Regions from separate parts of the Mus musculus genome. Here region 2 is linked to region 1. A link is a loop called in an ENCODE intact Hi-C map of the cell type or tissue named here. Cell type or tissue: heart. All regions are shown on one strand.

What was found. Peaks named below come from ENCODE experiments on the same cell type or tissue, not always from the same donor. Only the 100,000 strongest peaks of a DNase experiment are listed, where the experiment ranks them.
Region 2: it touches region 1 in a loop (2.6-fold over the local background); 3 of 42 quality-filtered maps call a loop at or near these places.

What each region holds. Positions count from the first base shown.
Region 1 is chr13:109,238,040-109,240,539 of GRCm38, reverse strand. All of the region lies in intron 3 of Pde4d (phosphodiesterase 4D, cAMP specific), which reads right to left. Among named protein-coding and RNA genes, the nearest start is that of Mir582, 85 kb to the left of the region's middle. In heart, no CTCF peak of the experiment used is centred here; a DNase peak (open chromatin) is centred at 1,069; H3K27ac peaks cover 957 bases.
Region 2 is chr13:109,326,002-109,328,501 of GRCm38, reverse strand. All of the region lies in intron 3 of Pde4d (phosphodiesterase 4D, cAMP specific), which reads right to left. Among named protein-coding and RNA genes, the nearest start is that of Mir582, 2.5 kb to the right of the region's middle. In heart, no CTCF peak of the experiment used is centred here; no DNase peak of the experiment used is centred here.

The DNA.
Region 1 (2,500 bases):
TCTAAAATACAACATAAATATGTGTATATATATGCAATATACATATACTAATATATGTGTATTATATCATATACATATACATACACATACACATACACATACACATACACATACATATATATGTGTGTATATAACTTCTAACCAAAAATCCTATTGGCAGAGAGTCAGTGTGCTCCGAAATCAGGATTTGCCTGAACAGATAACAGTTTTCTCGATGGGAACAGAGGTGTTGGTGGGAGAAAGAATAGCAAACTGAGAATCCTCATTCAAGGAAGACTGTCCCAGGGTTGGGAATGACAAATTGTCTCACACAGTGACAATTGTTTCCAGAATAAAAATGAGCAGAAATCCTGTGCTCAGAAGGAAGAACCAACGGCGGCCAGCACTGAGAGGCAAGCGAGCAGCCTCGTGAAGCCTGGTGTCCGCCTGAGCCACAGCCCAGTAGATCAAGCTGCCTGGGCAGGTGTACACGTTGGGCCATTCTGTGTTCCGAGGAAGAAGCTCTTGAATCACGGAGTCAGCGTGAACTCTGTACTCTACCGTATGCGTGATATGCTGTGTACAGTCTGTGTTTCTTGTTGTGCTAAGACTCAAGGTGTTCTGGCTTCTTCTGGATGATAATTAATATGACTTGGAATTATTGCACTTTTATTGGTTTCCCTGCAGCCATACAGTGTACTTAATGAGTCATTATATTTTCGCTTTTATACAAGTGAAAACTCATTTTCAATGTGAGCGAAAAATCATGCCCCTCTATATGTGTTATTTTTCTAAGACGAAAATGAGTCCTTAACTTAATTCCATTAGCCTTGTGTCTGTGGAAGTTTTCTATTTAGTGGCCTCCTCTGTAAGGAGGGAACTGGTGCTCTTCTAGGAATAGAGTTAGATCCGGGTTCGGCTTCACAAAGAATCAGTTCCGGCGCTCTGAGCTCTGTGTATCCAGAACTGCCGCTCTCATTAAAAAAAAAAAAAAAAAAAAAAAAATTGAGTGCCCTGAGCTAACATGGCATCCCGCAGCACAGCCAGTTGAAATGAAGCGGCAGGAAGTGCTCTTTGGTGGGAGTAGGGAGGGGGAAGGGAGAGGAAGTGACATCGTTCCTGTGGGCTCTACTCCACACCAGTGACAGAGGCGCTTGAAGCCCCAGGCAGTTTAAAAAGAACTGAAGAGCACAGAGTATCTCAATGCTCGTCAAAAACAAAGACACGGCAGCTACAAGGGACAGTAAGTAGGTTTGACATAAAGCCCTGAGAACTAAGACTTATAATCATGCATTTTCAAATACTCAAAAAACGAAGTAATGATGGGCATATTTAGAAATGTCACATTTTAGCCTGGGGAGGAAGAAGCCACTTCCCCCACCCCCACCCCCACCCCCACCCCCTCTTAGTGATTGGCCCAGAGTTAAATTTGTCATGGAGATGCTGAAGACTAAATTCACAATTTTACCCATTGCAAAGTCTTCAGGACTTTGTAAAAATAAAACCTGAAACAAGAAAATGACCTCAAGGGTTGAAAAGAAAAAAAAGAAAAAAAAAAAAAAAAAAAAAACGAATAAGCCGTTTCCCAGGAAAGAAAGATTACAGCAAAATCATTGTAGTGTGTATGGAAATTTCAAAGGGTGGTGAAGTGTATTCTGATGCCCAAAGACAATAACAGGATGCTGACCAAAGCTGTTGAGCTGCAAGCAGCTCACTCACCTCAGGACCTACGGAGCCATTGACGTTGCTTTTTCTCTTTCCTCTTCCTCTCTTTGTCCTTATCTTTTTTTTTTTTTTAACCTTTTGCCCTCTGCCTTCTCCTGTCCTCTGTCTTTCTGTTTGTCTTTTAACTGAGCCTAATATAAAATTCATGGTAGCTGATAAGGAAATCCATCTTATATCACGAAAGACTATCCTTCACGTTAACCCTGGACAGGTATAATCTGCCATTTCTTCTGTTCACTTTATTTTCATTGGATGCCATCACAATTCTTCAAAGCTAACCCCGAATGAGTATGGGGTGGGGTTGGGGGAAAACACATACGTGTTACCAATACTCTGTGCAGAGGAAAATGCTCCCCAGCTCTGTGGAAGAAATACTTCTGGAATGCAGCCTCAGACCTGGGGCCCTTCATCCTGTTTATCAAAGCATGATCCACTGTGGCACGTTGGAGGAAACAATGTCAAAAGAAGAATGGGATCCAAGAGAATTCAAGCACACCTCTTATTTTAAAATTCTCCATTAAGTGGAGCTCAGTTCTTTGTAATGCACACACAGTCTAAATACGTTGTCCTTGGATGGAGAACACATCAATTATTAAAAGCCACAAGAAGAAACATTCTACTTGATCTTAGCCAAAGGCTAAAAAGCAGTGACTGTGATAGTGGGAGGGGAGTTCACAGTGTTCAGAGCAGCACAAAGCCACCTTAGAGAACCTGTAGGGGGAATTCTGGCTCCTCTCAGCAGATGGCATTGAACACTTCCTTTAACCTCAGGATCCTGTGCAGCAGAATTCAGACA
Region 2 (2,500 bases), 88 kb before region 1:
CAGCATTGTGCCATCCTGATTCTGAAGGCCAGTGTCACTCTCATCAAGCCTTTGTCTCCAAGAAGCCCCTTCATTATCACAGATGACCACTTGCTGAGCACAGACATAAGGCCATGGAGTCTGGCTTCTTTAGTTCTGGAAACTGTGGAACCAAGTTGGCAGCTTCCTAACTTCTCTGAGAGTAGTGGTTTTGCTTGGCACTTGGGTCTAACAGCTCTTCAAGTGCTCAATTAGCTTGCTGGATACATGGTGAACTTGGGACTTCTTCATTAACACTCTGTCCCTCAGCTTCAGAAGGACAGAAAAGCTTGTGATGTCAAGGGCTTTGACTGTTTGAGTTTGTGAATTTCTTAACACATTCATTTCTGCCATTTCCCAGCTAGTCTGTAGCCTGGAGAATATACGTCTCTCATAGGCTGAGAACAACAATAAAGTACTTGGAACACATAATGAAGAGATAAGGGAGGAATACGATCCAGAAGTGTATGTTAATCAATGACTTCACACATCCAATGTAACAGTAAACTCTGGCTTTGTAGCTGGAAGTTATAGCTAATCGATCAAATATGTAAAACTAAAATGAAAAAGAGTAACTCTCCAAGCATTACCTTCCAGTATTATGTAGGGAAGCACCAAAAGAAACAGAATTTACTGGACCCCAGGTCCTTCTTAAAAGCACGTGCATTTTCTTATCTGCAGGGATTAGAAAGATGCTGTGGAAGTCAGGCATGGTGGCGTTTGCCTGTGACTCCAGTACTCATGAACTGAGCTGGGGGGTGGGGTTGAGCTTATATGTCCAGTTTGGGCTATATAGCAAGACTTTGTCTGGAAGAGAAAGGAGGAGAAGAAAGAGTAGGAAGAAAGAGAAGAGACAAGGAGGAGGAGGAGGAGGAGGAAGGGGAGGAGGAGGAGGAAGATAAGGAAGAAGAGAAGGAGGAAGAGGAGGAGGAGGAGCAACAGCAGCAGCAGCAGCAAAAAGGGAAATTAAAGGACAATAAAAAAAAATAAGAAAAGGTAGCCTGAGCTGAAACTTGAAGTGCAGGGCATAGAACCAGACATCTGCTTCAAATCACAGGTGAGTTTTGTGCTCAAGGTGGTAGCTCTTTCCCAGTTGTGGTAATTTTGCTGTCAGTGGTGTCTACACTGAGTTCAACACAAAGACGAAGATGAGAGGGATGAATTAGCAGATGAGTCAGTGGAACCCGGTCTATAGCCTGGATTTTGCAATGTTTCTCATAGAACAGGGGAAAACATACATATCTATGTCTTCCAAACATGATCCCAATGCACTGTTACACAAAATTGTTCCAAGTCTAAATTGATGCCAATTAAGATTCAGGGGCTGTCTCATTTCAATTACCATCTACTAGTTGTATCCAATTTAGTCAGTCTGACTCCTAAGAGAATTTTAGTATGTGCCTCTACACAGACACTATAGAGTATTAATCTGATAGCCTCCTGCAGATGCCTTCAGCATGTGTGGTCATGCCAATTCTTAATAGTGGACTGAATTTCCAATAGATGCTCTGCCAGAGTCCCTGGTGACAAATGGCCTTGCCACACACAACGACATTACATAAGCATCAATAAATTCTATTTCGTGGCCACACTGGAAATATCTAGAAAGCTATAGGAGGAAAAACATAGCATGCAGGAGCCAGACAGAGTGAATAATCACATCGTTTCTGGTGAAAGTGAAATGAATTAATTGCAAAAAGTAAATGTAAATTAATGCAAGTCTACAGCACTTGGCAAACTAAGAACATTTTGTGACAATAAATCATTTTACCAACATTACAAATTTGGACCTTCACACAATTTCAAGTTTTCCTATTTCTCTTTATAAATCATGCCAACAAAGTTTAATGAGAAGTGTCTAGTCATAGTTGTAGTCTCAATTCAAAATTAGATAAGACTGCCACTTTGAAGGAATTACATAGAAATGGTCATATCTTCACTATTTATATTTATTATATATCAAAATGACCAAGGAAAGAAAAACACATGCAGATGTCATAGGCAGGCTGATATTTAAAATATACCATTTATAACGAGGAGAACATGCTTACAGATACATAGTAGGGTTATTGCAGTCTTACATTTGTTTTACTCACTTGGCCCCTAGACTTTCCTACCAGCAAGTTCTGTAGAAGTGGCCTTTCCTTCCTACCTTCAAAACCCACAACACCAACCTCCAAACTTAGCAATTACCAGTGACTTCTCGTTCAGTGGCCTGCCCACTTCCCCCAGACATACTCTGAGGACACTCCTATTTGGCCTAAACAGCATCCTTGCCTTAGTTGAAACACAACAGCCTAGAGTTCAAGCCACACGTTCTGCAAGAACCACACGAGTAGACCTCTCCCTAACCCAGTTTGTATTTTCAGCTAAAGGAATTCCTCTTGCCTCTTGTGTGTTTATTATCCGTTTGGTATCTAGCACCCAAATTTGTCACATAACTGCTGGGAATTCTTCCTGGGTTCATGACAAACCTCAAATC